Regions from separate parts of the Homo sapiens genome. Here region 1 is linked to region 2. A link is an interaction called in ENCODE POLR2A ChIA-PET data of the cell type or tissue named here. Cell type or tissue: GM12878. All regions are shown on one strand.

Region 1 (8,000 bases), 160 kb after region 2:
CCTCCTATTTGGGCTTACTTTATCTTTCAGAACCAAATTAGATGGTTTATCCTGTTCCTTTGTATACTCCTTTAAATCACTCTTGGTGTATTTCCCACTTTTTCCTTCCATTTAACCTTTGTAACAGACTGGCTAAAATCCATGTTTTCTTCTGTCATCTATAAGTATATTGTCCATTTTGAAGAAGGCTTTCTCATAATCTTCTTCCTTTTCAAATTCAATAAAAGCATACATCTGTAATCCCAGCACTTTGGGAGGCCAGGGCAAGTGAATCACCTGAGGTCAGGAATTCGAGACCAGCCTGGCCAATATGGCAAAACCCTGTCTTTACTAAAAATACAAAAATTAGCCAGGTGTGGTGGCACACGCCTGTAGTCCCAGCTACTTGGGAGGCTAAGGGAGGAGAATCACTTGAACCCAGGAGGCAGAGGCTGCAGTGAGCCGAGATCGTGCCACTGCACTCCAGCTTAAGCAACAGAGTGAGACTCCATCTCAACAAAAAAAGAAAGAAAGAAAGAGAGACAGAAAGAAAGAGAGAAAGAGGGAGAGAGAAAGAAAGAAAGAAAGAAAAAAAGAGAAAGAAAGAAAGAAAGAAATAACAGAGGATTTCTCCTGTCTTCCAGTCCCAGATAACTTCACAACTTCTTATTGGCCCAAATCTAGAGAGTATTATATCCAGATCCTCATCTGTGGTCACTGGATTCAATTTGCATACACAGATTTTTCCGGAGGTTTAATATCTGCATCAGGTAGGTCTCCCACCATCTCTAAAAGTAAAGCCTGAGTTTTAGCTTCTTTTTCTGCCTTTATTTCTTCTACTTCTTCGGCTGACCTTCGTTTGAAATGATCAATTTCTTCATTTGTGTCAACTCTACCACTCTTTAATTGTTCCCTTGTAGGTTCTGGTGATTGATCAGGGATTAATAAATCAGGAATGTCATCAAAATGGACCATCTAAAATCACTATATAATTTATCCTGATATCCTGATATGGTACAAAGTCCTTGTCAACAAAGGTCTCATTTATTTTCTTAATTATGTCAATGCCTTCTGTCACCTCACCAAATACTGTATGGTACCATCAAGGTAATCTAGATTTTCTCCTGTAGTGATAAGAAACTGAGATCCATGTTGATCACTGTCATTATTCACCATGGACATTGTGCCCTTCTTCTTGTGCTTAATTCTTGGGACGTTTTCTGTCTCAAAAAAGCTTGCTTGATCACCATACAATCCTAGGCCAAAAATAGACTCTCCTCCATGACCAGTCCCTGTAGGATCAACAGTTTGTATGATAAAATACCTTTGTATACTGTGAATAAGGCAATAACTGTAATATTTTATTTTGTAATATCTCAAGAAATTAAAGCAGGCGAGTACCTTCTAGATGCTTGGCACTGCCATCACAAATGCCATTAAACTGTGGTACCTGCTCTCAAAAAGTTCACAGTTGCAAGGCTGCTGCTCAGTGTGCAAATTGACAACCACATTGCCCACAGTAGTCTCCAGTAGAACCGCCATGGCACCCACTTCTCCTCAGCTATAAGCCCTGGTGAGGTCACTAATATTCTTTAAGGCAAAAACTAAAAGTCAATAGAAACTGAAAATAGGTAAAGTCTGATTATAAGAAAGAAAAATAGGGCCAGGTCCAGTGGCTCACACCTATAATCCCAGCATTTTGGGAGGCCAAGGCAGGTGGATCACTTGAGGCCAGGAGTTCGAAACCCCATCTCTACTAAAAATACAAAAAATTAGCCAGGTGTGCTGGCACACTCCCATGGTCCCAGCTATTTGGGAGGCTGAGGCAGGAGGCAGAGGTTACAGTGAGCCAAGATTGTGCCACTGTGCTTCAGCCTGGGTGACACAGCGAGACACTGCCAGAAAGAAAGACAGAAAGACAGAAAGATAAAGAAAAAATAAAAGAAGAGAAAGAAAAATGGGTCACTGCATTCAACCAAAGTTTCAGGTAAATGGTGACATAACACATGAAAAGTTTGTCACTTCCCATTCTAGCTCAGCAATAGCAGATATTTAGACAAAGCCAATTCCTCCTTATCTCAACAGCCTCACAAGGCATCACTGCCCAAGATTACTACACAGTATTATTACTACATATTACTACATTACTACACAAGAAGCCACATTCAACAATACAGTTCAGACTTCTGCACTAATGTATATGTATGCATAGAAAGAAAGGGCCAGTGACATCATCCTAGGCTAAACTATAGTATAATATTATAATAGGTAAAGGCAGCAAGATACGTTAGATGTAAGTATGTTATAGAAACCATAGGATGAACCAATTAATATTTCAAGCTTCATCTAATGAAAGAAAAATACACATAAACAGAGTGGCAACTTCAAAACAGAACACCAGAAAAAGCTCAAGCTAACTTAGAAATAAACAATTCATATATAAAATCTAAAACTCAGTGACAATAGCATATTTCTGAACAAGGATAACTCATTTAAAATCTGCTAAGAATTTGACCCACTATTTGTTACCTAAAAAGATAAAAAGTGAGCAAATGCAATTCCCTGAATGCGTTTTTTTTACAAACTAAGAGGTCACTCTGGCATGTAAAGTATTAATAGACCTTTGAAATACACTTTTTAAGCTCTATGATCGAAATATTGCAGAATACTGTAGCTTTTTTCAAAAATCTAATCTCTGAGCACAGTCTAAATCCTCACTTTTGCAATACTAATGAAACTGCATTTAGCAATGTTTGCCAACACCAGTTTAGTTAAGTCCTAGACACTTAAATGATCTGACATAAAGCAGGAAGAGGACTGTTGATTGATTCTTTTAAGGTCAATGTGTCAGAGTAACTCCAAGAATACTTTAGAAGAAATAAAATGACACTTACAAAACTTCGAAAGATATTATAAATACATTTTGTTTATAATTAGCTAATATAAACCAATCTATATTTTACTATGATATTTTTGTACCTTCATAGAAAGATCACTTCACAAGTTTGTATGAGGAATAGTAAAGTTTCCATATGGCTAGACTTGATGTAACCCTGAGCCACTGAGTCCTACTGTTTTTATTATCTTCTAAGATACCAGCATTACACTTCACTAATTCAATGTACAACTGATATATTTAACTAGAAAAGTAAATATAATTACAGAAGAAATGTTATGAGAAACTTTATCCATCACAAAGACTCTATATAATACTTTTGCTCTCCTAACAATAAACACAATTTCTAATGTTACTTATAAAAGAAAATCGTTTCCACATTAACTACTATGCAGAACTTATAGTAAGCACAAATGACATTGAAAAAATGCCAAAACACCCCAGAAGAAATTATTAAAATAGAGATTAAAATTTATTTTCTATATTACATCAACAAACCTAAAAGAAGTGAAAGAGCCAAGTACATATAAATAATTTTTTTAAGGTAGTGTGCATTGCTTTGCCATGACAGTGTTGTATAAAAAGATACTATGTTAAATGTTGCTAAAATATCAAAGGATGATAAATGTAGAGAATCATAATTATGGGGCTGAAGGTAGCCTTATAATACATTACAAATGGGCAGATTTTTTAAAGTTTACATTGCCAAATATGAATACACAAAAAAGAGACCTTATTCTACCCAGATTTTGAAATTTCATGTGAAAGGAAGTTTTTAAAAATAAAATGCTAAATTCTGTCTAAACAAAGTGATAGGTCCTTTAGGGACCAAAGGGAAGGCCCAATGATGGCATAATTACTGGGGATACTTACAGCTATTTTAAGTTCCATGCACCCTAGCGTCTAGTCCCATTTAGCTTTCTCTTCTTCCCTCACCGCCCCAAAGCTATATTTAGCCTTTCTATGACTTAACTGTATAAGCAGTGGGATAATACATTGTGCATACTTTCCTGCCCCATAACTAACTGGGTTCCAACAACAACTTTCAGCTATCTTGAAGTCAGGACTTAGAGCATTACAAGAGCCCTGTGCATGCTGCCTGACCTTGGGCAAATTACTTAACTTCCCAGGACCTCATTTCCTCATCTGTGAAAAGAGGTTAATAAAAGTACCTTATATTGGATTCTACCAAAGATTATTAGTTGGCATAAAGGCTCAATAAATAAAAATTTTAAGAATCATCTAGTCTAATAAACTTTCTTTTCCTTTAAATAGCTCAATCTTTTCCCTACCCAACCAAAATCTTAAAAAGTCTATCCCCTTCATTTTAAAGACACAGAAGATAAGATGCAGAGTTAGTGGCTTGTCATAAGACAAATGTCAAAACTGAAAAGAGAACTCAGGTTTCTTGACTCCAAATCTAGTATTTCCCAGGATACATTTATGCCTCTACGACATGTCTATGGAACCATTTGGAAAATAATTGCTTTGGCCTTTCATTTGATAATTAGTTCTAGAGAAAACAGCCCGGTTATACTATCAAGGACCAGTTCAGTCAAACATGCTTTGCTCCACCTTCATCAGAAAAACAGGAAATAATCCCAAAAGCAAATTTATAGAATCAGTTATAGCACAAGTCTAGTCAGTCAATACTCATTCAGTCTTATTCTCAATATCATCTATAGTAATCAATTTTATGTATATGTTATCAATAAGTTATTAATAAAGCTAATCAAGCCACAAGGAGTTCGTTTATGTCTTGTTCACTGTGCTTAACAATCAAGTGTGTAATGACGTTAGAAAATGTTTCATCAGAAAGCTAATTTTTTAGTAATGTAAAAGTTAAAATTAGCTATACGGACTATTCACAAAAGTTTTCTTTATGGCTACAGAGAATAAATAAGGAATTATTACTGTCAGTAGTTAATAAGTATTTGATCTTCAGTAACACTAGACAGGAAGTTGTAGCAGTTTTCACCTTTTCATTACGAAACACATCTAGATGGTTGGTGGATTTCTTAACTTTTTTTTTTTTTTTGAGACAACACCCCACTCTAGCACCCAGGCTGGAGTGCAGTAGGGTGATTTCAGCTCACTGTAACCTCTGCCGCCTGGGCTCAAGTGATCCTCCTTGAGGATCACTCAGGAGGATCCTGAGTAGCTGGACTACAGGAGTGTCCCACCATGCCCAGGCTAATTTTTATATTTTGCGCAGAGGCAAGGTCTTGTCATGTTGCTCAGGTTGGTCTTGAAATCCTGAACTCAAGCCATCTGCCTGCCTCAGCTTCCCAAAGTGCTGGGATTACAGGTGTGAGCCACCATGCCCAGCAGGATTTCTTAACAATTCTAATAACCTGGTAGACAATTTTGGACACTGACCTTGCCACACAACCGTGGGTTACTAGTTTTCCTTTCCTTTCTTTTATTTCCTTTTTCCTTTCTCCTTTCCTTTTTCCTTTCCTTTTTTTTTTTTTTTTTTTGAGATGGAGTTTCACTCTTGTTGCCCAAGCTGGAGTGCAATGGCATGATCTCAGCTCACTGCAACCTCCACCTCCCAGGTTCAAGCAACTTTCGTGTCTCAGCCTCCCGAGTAACTGGGATTATAGAGGTGTACCACCATGCCCGGCTAATTTCTGTATTTTTAGTAGAGACAGGGTTTCACCATGTTGGCCAAGCTGGTCTCAAACTCCTGATCTCAAGTAATCTGCCCACCACAGCCTCCCAAAGTGCTGGGATTACAGGCATGAGCCACTGCGCCCAGCCCACTAGCTTCTTTAAATCATCATTCTTTTTGGTGAGCCATCATTAAGGTATACGATGGTGGACTTCATTAAGTTATATACGTACACTGTTCAACCCACAAATTGCAGATTCTTGGAAGCCTGTTGTCTTTTGGGAGGGCTGAATCAACCTAGTGCCAGTTGCTGGGACAATCACTTGAGACCAGTCTCTGTTTAGTGATTCCTGAAGCTTCCATCAGTTTAGCACCATATGTAATTAACTTTTAACATTTATGAAGAGAGAAAAGGGGAGAAAAGCACTTATATTCACTACAAAGTGATTCGAGGACAGTACCGATTCTGAATACACACAAGAAAGCCCAGATACAATCATGTTCCTATCTTCAGAAACAAGAATTTCTCTCTCTATCTCAGAAACAAGGATTTCTCTCTCTCACACACACATTCTCTCTGTCTCTTTCTCCTTATATGCAAGAAAGAAATGGAGAAAAATGGCCAATCCATCTATATTTTATTTTAGTTACATTCAACAAACTAGGTCTCACATTTTTAGACATTCTGAAAATGTCAGACCATACCCCAGCACAGCGTAATAGTGCCATGGAAACAAAAGAAAACCAATTCCTTTGTCATTCTTTTAGCTTAGAAATCACAGCTGATCATCAACATTAGAGTCTTTTTGAGTTAGGAGCAACAGCATAGTCTTATGGAATGAACACTGGATCTGGAATGAGAAGATCCACATCCTAAATCCTTGCTGAATCAAAGTATACATTGCTTGGTATATAGTTAGCACACAAATATATGTTTTCTTCTTTCCTACCTAAAACTAGAGACACAGCATAGTATAGGGGAAGTCACTGAGGTATTCATGAACTTGGTATGTGCCTTAGTAACATTCACTTGGAATAAACAACACTGCTTAAAGGTATCTGCCATGTTTGTTCATGCTACAATGAAATACTTTTCCACAATTTGTTCGTAAGTAAAATCCTTAGATTTTTCAGAATTACTGCTAATCCATTATAATTTGTCTTTCAGAATAAGCACAAAAATTCTTCCAGAATAGCCAAATGATGAGTCAACTTATGGTCACTTTCAAGGGTCCAAATGAAGAGCAGAGGGAAATACAGGTAGTATCTGCCTTCCATCAGTTCCCTAGGCTTTCTATATCAATATATGAGTACTTGTGTTCCCTTTCCTCCACTTACTTTTGGCAGAAACCAGAAGTTAGATATTTTCAACCTCTCGTTAAAATAATTAAACAGTATGTAGCACAAAAAGAGTGTCAGTGATTTAGCTTCTTAGACACTTAATAAAAGAATAAATTATATACTGAAGACAAAAAGCAGTGCCAGACACAGACTAGGACAGGGGCTGCCAGAAAGTCTATCTTAGTGGTGTCTGGAAATGTTAAGTTCTGGAGAAAAGACCAAACTAAAATTAAGAAGAACTAAGTCATTAGACTATACTCTTTGGCAGATTATTAACTACCTGTGAACATTTTAATAAAACAGACTTTTAGAATTTTTTAAAATTTCAGACTAAGGAAAACCCTCTCCGACTAGCCATTTGTTGAACACTGTCATTTATTTCCATTCCACTCACTGCTGTGGAGCCCAGTTACTCCCTTATTTTCTTATTCACATGTAGTCTGACTTATCACAAGTAAAACAAAAATCACAAGGACGCCATTATCCTTCAACATTTCCCCAAAGTACAAATCCTAATTTGCATTAAGTCCTTACAGAAACGTACACGGCAGTCCTTCTGTAAAAAGTACTGTAATTAATAAAATGATTTCCAGTTCGATATATACACACAGAACTTTACATACAGTTAAAAACTGATTAAGATGATTTACACATGCTAGGTATTCAATATTCAATACGCTTACAATAACAGTTATTTGAGAGGAATATAATCTTTGAACATAAGACAATAGATTTTGATTAAATAACTATAAATTCATTTATCTATTTTGCTATTCACTGATTGATCTAGAAATTTTAGGCACCATGAGATAACTGATGGAAAAAAATAGTTCTGTAAATAATGAACACTGCTGCTCTCTAGCATAGTTTTCTGAGAATGAAAACCTTTCCCAAAAGTCAGTATGTGAAACCTGTCTCTTTAGAAAAAGCTAAAACATTAATGTAGAAGAAAGCTTTGAAACAAGTATCTATAAGCACTCAAGGAAAATTAATTAATTTTAAAATGGAAAGGGAGGATCTTAATTTTCAAGAATAGCCTGAGAATAAAACTTTATAGAAAGAGAATATCTGAGTATCTCTTTTAAAAGAGAAAAAGTTATTAAAATTTTTTGTATTCCATTGAGCACAGTATAAAAATGACTTAAAAAGATAAATTTAAGGAAAAGAGAA
Region 2 (8,000 bases):
AGTCTGTATTTTGTTTCCCTCTTTCTAAAAAAAAAAAAAAGGTTCTTGGCTTTAGAATTTAATTTTTTTTAACTTGGCGGTAAAGGTACAACCCTAACCCAGTAGTCATGCATTTTTTCACAGAATTAAATCAGAAATGGCACTGCCTGCGATAGATGCTTACTTTTATAAACTTCCTCGAAAGCATGTGCCAAGATATGTTGGAATGAGATTGACACTTGTCTGCTTATTTAAAACAACTTTCATATTTCATTGGTTTATAGTTAGGATCTTTGTTAGTTTTGTAGACTAGCAGTCCATACCCCCTTTTTTGAGCACTCTATGTAATTGTAAAGATAGGGATATTAATGTGCTGGTCCCTTAAAATGTGTAGTTGTTCTCAGGCAGAAGTATTGGTTTGCACATTGTCTCAGTTAAAGTCAATGTCACATAATTTGTCTTTTCTCTTTCTCACTGCCAACCCACACAGCCCTTCTTCAGGCATGAGCAGGGCTGCCCCACTGTCTGCCTCTGCTTCTATGTTGTCAACCCACAGGGTAGCGTCGGCTTAAATATTAACGTGGTCGGTAGAATAAAAATATTCTCTCAGTGCACAGAGAACTTGTGGTGACTGAAGAAAAGAACACTCATTAATTTGTTGACTTCAAAATGTGTGCCCTTTGGAAAACTGCTGGAAGGCCCAAATCCTGAATTAAAATGCTGATTACAATATGCACGACATTAAACAGTCAAGAAATAAAAAGAGCTTAATCCAGGGATGGCTGACTTTATAGGACTTGGGGACGATAAGCTCTAGCACCCTGCTGCTTGGGGGCCGGTTCACTCCCTGTGGTAATTCTGTTAGACAAGTAATGGCTAAGCCGTGGTACAATGTTATCAAAAAGCAGACCGCTCGTGACAACAGCAACGATTCTCAAAGAGCCATTGCCCAGAAAATCACCCCCATTCAGTGTCGTAATGACATTGGCTTTCTCCTACTAAATAGCTAATATAATGGAAAACCAATATTTGACCACAGTTTATAAAACTATTTTAAGTAAAAAAGTTAGTGACATTTTGAGACACGTGAAAGTGGCTCTCAAACTGCCTTATGACCACATGTGGCAATCTGACCTCAATTCGTTAATTATAACATGGAGAAATCTTTGTGTTTCCCAAAATTGGGCCAAGAAAAATGAATAGCAGATACCTGAACAAAAAAGTGGTGTTACAAAGCAGAAGACAGTTCAATGAATTCAACTCACCTAAGTCTCATAAGTTGGCCTTACCCAAAAGATCCCTCTCCAGGACAAGACTAAGCCAATTAAAACAATTTTAATTGTCTATATTCTAAATAAAATGTTTATCTCCTGCTACCTCCTTGGTTACTACTTCTAGACTTGTGATTCTAAATTGTGGTCACATGTCAGAATAATAGCTCATTCAGTAGGTACCATAGGTGTGGGTGAAAACTTTTAGCCCACAGCAGTCATACATGTTTACCTCTGAGTTCCTCCTGAGTCACTCAGAATTGTCTCCTGCAGTTGTCCATATATTACTGACTAGGGATCTGACTGCTTCCTCGCATACGAAGTGGCAAGTTCTAAAAAGCGCCTTCTCTTTTCTCATGAACTTTCCCTCCTCTCTGTCTTCCTCAGCATCCTGGGATGTACTGCTGGCTTTGGTACATTTTTTTTTTTAACCAAATACTGTTCTTAGCTGATCATCCTGTAGCCTGTAGTGCTCTCTATAGATTTACCCTTATAAAGATTTCTATAAAGATTCTGGCCGGGCGCGGTGGCTCACACTTGTAATCCCAGCACTTTGGGAGGACAAGATGGGCGGATCACTTGAGGTCAAGAGTTCGAGACCAGCCTTGCCAACATAATGAAACCCTGTCTCTACTAAAAATCCAAAAATTAGCCAGGCCTGGTGATGGGCATCTGTAATCCCAGCTACTCTGGAGGCTGAGGCAGAAGAATCGCTTGAACCCGGGAGGCGGAGGTTGCAGTGAACCGAGATTGCACCACTGCACTCCAGTCTAGGCAACAGAGTAACACTCTGTCTCAAAAAAAAATAAAAAAAATTCTATAAAGAGTCTATAAATATTTATCCCTGCCCTAGGTTTTATGTTTTTCAGTAAGATTACTTGTCTTCTAACATCTACTGGTGAAATGGAGTAGCAAGCTTAGGGATCATGAACAAGAATTTTTTTTTTTTAGTGCCTACTCAGGGTCCAGTGCTGTTGGTTTGTTGTTTGTTTTTTGTTTTGTTTTGTTTTTCAGGGAGTAGGAGTTGTTTTTCCTCTCTCTGTTCTTATTATAATCTATATCATTTTTCATCAGAGCGAAGTTCTTAGAAGCAGTGTTCTTGAGTTCCAAACAAGTACAGTTTGTTATAATATAGAATATGTTTTTCTTGTTAGCCATTTTCGTAAGGTGTTTTCCTCCCTATCTTCCCCCTACTCTCTTTGGGCGATGTGAGGATAGTGTTGGTGTTTGGGGTTTTTCATCTGTACTGCAAGCGTGTGGCCTTTACGATTAGTCATAATGTCCAGAGTGGGGACGAGGGAGAAAACCAGAGAGATGGAGTCTTCCTGTTTCACACGCAGATGAAGGTAAATTAAGTGACATTTATCTGCCAGCTTTTCTGTGCTCTCGTTTTCGGTCTATGTAGTTATGTTTCCTTCCATCTTCTGTGTTCTAATTTATGCTGAGGTCATGAAACTCAGTATGAGTTCAAAAATACCACCTGAGTGAGCTGTCACCAATTTCCCACACCGTGTCTAAACTTAAAAGAGCTTCCTCTCTATGTGAGTTTTCACACAGATATTGCTCATTGGTTCAGGATCAGTTCTCCTAGGGAATGTTCTCCCAGGGGCATAGGGTTTTTATTTTTGAAAACTTGGGCAGTACAGGGCAAACATGCTGAATGGATCTGTCATCTCAGCCTTTCTGCCACGGTGCCTGCATGGTGCCTGGCTGCCAGTGGAGCCATCTGACCTTAGAAACCCTCAACACTTTACAAAAGCTTAAATATTAATTTATACATGAGATCCTTAATAGGTTCTGAAGTAAAAGCAGAGTGCTACAGTGAGAAAACACCTTGACTGTGAGTTGGGGTCCCTAGCAAGATTGTCTGTAACTAATAAATTTTGTGTCATTGGGTAGGTTATTTAACCTGGGTCTTTTTCCTTATCTGTAAAGTGAGTTAGAGGAGATGATCTCTAAGATTCCTATTGGTTGCAAAAAAAAAAAAAAAAAAAAGTATGATTTTTCTCACTGGGACAAATCATCAGGTTCCCAGAATATGTTTGAGCAATGGCAAGTAGAGAAGTTTTGCCAAATTGAATGAAGGCTTTCCAGATGGCTATATTGATGGGTAGCTGAAAGGGCTGCATTCGTGCTTGACTGCAGACATCCTGAATACCACTAGACAGAGTGTTACTTTAGCCAGTAGTCAGGGAGCCACTGAAGGCCTTTGAGTAAATGAGTAATCTCACAGCCAGCCTGTCTAACTTTGCTTTCTGTTGCTTATAAAACAGAATACTGGCACCTGGATAATTTATAAGGAAAAGGGCTCATGCCTGTAATCCTAGCACTTTGGGAGATCAAGGCAGGAGGATCACTTGAGACCAAGAGGGCAACAAAGTAAAACCCTATCTCTACAAAAGTTTTAAAAGTTAGCCAGGCATGGTGGCATGTGCCTGTAGTCCCAGCTACTCAGAAGGCATTCAAGCCTGGAGTGCTATGGTTGCACCACTGCACTCCAGCCTGGATGACAGAGTGAGACTCTATAAAGAAAAAACAAGAAAAGAAAAGAAAGAAATGGAATTTATTTCTTAGAGTTATAGGGGCTAAAATGTCCAATTCTGAGGGGACACATCTGGTGAGGGCCTTTTTTGCTGAGTCCTAAGGCGGCTTAGGGCATCACATAGTGAGGGGGCCGAATGTGCTCCCTCAGGTCTCTGTTCCTCTTCTTATAGAAGCTACCAATCCCACTCCCATGATAATCCATTAATTCATTAATCCATGAATGGGTTAACCCATTTGTGAGGGCAGAGCCCTCATGACCCAATCACCTCTTAAAGGCCGCACCTCTCAAGCTGCCGCACTAGGGTTTAAATATCAGCATGAGTTTTGGAAGGGACAGATATGCAAACCATAACACAGACTAAGCAAAGATACACAGTAAGAGGGTTCCTCTATGGAGCACCAGCAGCTTCACCAATGGGCAAACCCAGAAGGGCTCCCAGACAGGAATTTGCAAATGGAGTTCCAGAAAGAACTTGGAATTGGAGGTAGAGATTGGAGAACCTTCTGAGGTGACATTGGAACCCTAAGAATAGAAAAGATCTTCTATAGAGAATGTAGGGAAGGTATGATGGTTTGGGATGAAACCTTAAGGGCAGCCAGAATAGGAGGAGGCAGTGGAGAAGGTACTGTCAGGGAGATGGGAGGTCATCCGAGAGAGCCGCCTCATGGGGACTCCCAGGAGATAGCAGCATTTCCAGGCTGGGCAGTGGTACAAATGATGCTGTACAGGTAAAGGCCTGGGAAAAGAGCCTCAGAACTGGCAATGAGGATCTCACTGCTGACCTTCAAGAGAGCTATTTCAGTATAGGGTGGGGGCAGGAACTTAATTACAGGCAGCTGAGAAAAGAGTAGAGCCAAAGTAGAGTATGTGGTTGTGGAAGGAAGAAGAAACCAGAACAGTAACTTGAAAGTGTGAGGGGAGGGTGGAGAGCAACATCAAGTGAAGGCTGATTATTGTTGAGATAGGCACACATCTCCTGCGGCTAGGGGAAGGAAGCATTGGAAAATGAAAGACTAAAGGTGCTGGATCTGAATAATGGTGGGAACAGAGCAGGCTTCAGGAAGGAGGGGAGGGCATAGAGAGGGCTTATCTTAGAAAGGAGAGGCAATGCCTGCAAGGTCACGGAGTTGGAGACAGGTGAGGATGTGAGTACGTCATGTCTGTTGGCTCTTATTTTTGCAGCAGTGTCTGTAGTTAGGTTATCTGGTAAGCAAGTAAACACAGAGACTTGGGAGCCTGCAAGAGAGTGAAGGGAACTTGGTGTAGCATCTGTGGGTTTGGCACCTGAGAGATCCTCAACCCTTGTTCATCCTTTAACACAAAAGCAGGATTGGGGCACCATAACCCAGAAGCAGTCCACATCTGCATGGGTGGAAGCCCTGACTCCAGTTGGGAGTTTCTTACTAGAGTTTCTCCCAAAGAGCTTATCACATCTCTGCATGTGTCTCCATTATCTCTCAGTTGAGTTGAATTTTTTTCAAAGAAAATGATAGCATGATTCTCAAGAGCCAACTGACTATAGAGCTATTTCTCAAGTCTCAACTTGTCTGGTTACAGACCTGAACCCGTCCTTTTCTACTTGTAGTTAGATTTTTCTTACGTGTTATGTGTAATAATTTTAAGCATCTTAATTATCAGTGCAATAATTGGGAGGTTTTTGTGTTTTATGGTTCAAGTCAGTGCCAGTTTCATTGCTTTTAGCTAAGTAGTAAGTTCTCTTAAAAGAGAAAATGTGCACTGTGTGGCCTGTTAGCTGTTGAATAATCAAGAAGCCAAATAAAAGGCTAAATTCATTGGTAGACCTCAGTGTAGGCAAAATCTGTATTTAGAACTGGCTGTAGGCAATATCCTCACCAAGGGTCCTTTTCTCTTTTCTGTCACTAAAAAGTTTGAGTTGAATAGGATATGTATTAGTAAAAAGTTTTCTGATTGCAAGTGATAGAAAAACCCTATTTGAAATAGTTTAGGTTTAAATTTTTAAAAGCAAAAAAGAATGTATTGATCCATGTAATGGGGACACTCAGTTGTGGATTGGCTTCAAGCAAGGCTGGATCCAGGCGCTTAGACAATGTTGTCAGGATTCTCTCTCCACTTCTTGAGGCTGTTTCCCTCTATGTGTTGACTTCATTATCACTGGGAGCCTGAAATTTGCATCTTTAGAGCTTGGAATCCCAAAGAAAGAGAGGCCCTCTTCCATTAAGTTTCTATATACCAAATTCCGGGAGGTGTCCGGCATGTGTCCACCCCTGAGCCAATCACCATGCCTGGGGGATGGAGGACTCTGGCCAGCCTCATCAGTCATTCACTGGGGTGGAGGGTAAGGAGTCATTTCCAGAGGCATCTCACCAGGATCACATGGAGAAGGCATTTTCCCAAAGGGAAAACTGAAGAAGCAGAGGGAAGGGATGCTGAGTTAGCAAAAACCACCAAAGTCCATTATAAACACCATAGCACAAAACCTAAACAATAAAAACAAAGATGGAGCTATTACAGTCTGTGGTTATTTTTAGAAGGCTTACAGTTTATTATTTGTTCTTGCTAATGTTAATGATGATCTTCCCTGGACAGACATCTGTACTAAAGTAGTGAAGCCTCCCTGAGGGTTTGACTTAGTGGAGGGCTGTATAAAGCGACTGTAGAAGGAACATACGTCATTTCCAAGGTGCATTTGAAATTATCTGCTCCTCCAGGGTCTACACATTGACTTGACTTGGTTTCAATAGAATAGGTTTGGTTCAGTAATTATCTGGTTTCAGTCAGGGCAAAAAGTAAACTATAAGAAAGGGTTTGGGCATTCCAGTCCTACCTGAAAGTAGGAAGTATAGAGTTCTGTAATGTTAATAATCCTTAAAAAGGTGATGCTGGAGAGGGGAGCATGCGTAGATACAGGTGTTGATGGACACATCCTGAGCTGCGAAGGTTGCTTTCCTTTCCTTCAGCTCCTGCCTTCATCCACAGAGGTGGGCCACCTGCCTGACCTTACAGTCCTGCCTCGCCCACCATGTGCAGGCTCAAGTGGTTCCTGAACTACCCTGTTAATATCACACTGTCGAAATACCATTCGACCCAGCCATCCCATTACTGGGTATAGACCCAAAGGATTATAAATCATGCTGCTATAAAGACACATGCCCACGTATGTTTATTGCGGCACTAGCAGCAAAGACTTGGAACCAACCCAAATGTCCAACAATGATAGACTGGATTAAGAAAATGTGGCACATATACACCATGGAATACTATGCAGCCATAAAAAAGGATGAGTTCATGTCCTTTGTAGGGACATGGATGAAGCTGGAAACCATCATTCTCAGCAAACTATCGCCAAGGACAAAAAACCAAATACCGCATATTCTATCTCGTAGGTGGGAATTGAACAATGAGAACACATGGACACAGGAAGGGGAACATCACACACCGGGGACTGTTGTGGGGTGGGGGGAGGGGGGAGGGATACCATTAGGAGATATACCTAATGTTAAATGACGAGTTAATGGGTGCAACACACCAGCATGGCACATGTATACATATGTAACAAACCTGCACGTTGTGCACATTTACCCTAAAACTTAAAGTATAATAATAATAATTTTAAAAAAAATCACACTGTCTCAGAAGCCTGTTTAAAATGCCATTTGCCCCATCTTCTCACCCACAACACCTACAGGCTAGCTCTTAGTGAGAATTTCTGTGATAACACAAACAATAAGAATGCTTACATTAGACAGTTGTCCGACTAAAGTGATGTTTTGCCACTATTTTTAAACCACAGGGACATGAGAGTGACTAGATTCTTCCCCTCCCTGATTTATAGCCTGTCTGCTCAGCACATCAGAAATCCCCTTCATCTTTAGATCTTTATGTAAAGTGTGATTGAAAATAGATCCAGTAAAGCCAACACAGAGAACTTTTTTTTTTTTAAAAAAAAAGCCTTTACTTACTAATTATCTTATACATTTGAAGAAAACCTGGTCATCTCATTTAATATGACCATATCAGAATTGCAGCATGTCTCAGAAAAAAAACATAAATCATGATTTTTTTCTTCTCTTTGTGAATTAACAACAAAAATGTTTATAGTTTCCAAGTGGCAGTTAGATACCACCACAAAGCCACAGTTGATAACACCATCAGTCTTTGGTTCTCAAAATAAGTAATAAACCCAGTGAAAGGACTTGGTGTAAGATTTCTGATAGTAATGCTAC

What was found. ChIA-PET counts read pairs that join two places held together with the same protein. Peaks named below come from ENCODE experiments on the same cell type or tissue, not always from the same donor. Only the 100,000 strongest peaks of a DNase experiment are listed, where the experiment ranks them.
Region 1: POLR2A ChIA-PET joins it to region 2 with 19 read pairs; 8 of 35 experiments call an interaction of 5 or more read pairs at or near these places.

What each region holds. Positions count from the first base shown.
Region 1 is chr7:7,973,835-7,981,834 of GRCh38, reverse strand. All of the region lies in intron 1 of GLCCI1 (glucocorticoid induced 1), which reads right to left. It also overlaps the pseudogene LOC100421597. Among named protein-coding and RNA genes, the nearest start is that of GLCCI1, 9.0 kb to the right of the region's middle. In GM12878, no CTCF peak of the experiment used is centred here; no DNase peak of the experiment used is centred here; H3K4me3 peaks cover 3,002 bases; H3K27ac peaks cover 1,802 bases.
Region 2 is chr7:8,129,092-8,137,091 of GRCh38, reverse strand. The region is part of intron 12 of ICA1 (islet cell autoantigen 1); the gene reads left to right. Among named protein-coding and RNA genes, the nearest start is that of ICA1, 130 kb to the left of the region's middle. RefSeq lists an enhancer at 2,539-2,668 and a silencer at 3,379-3,428. In GM12878, no CTCF peak of the experiment used is centred here; DNase peaks (open chromatin) are centred at 2,641, 4,781 and 7,559; H3K4me3 peaks cover 2,024 bases; H3K27ac peaks cover 6,356 bases.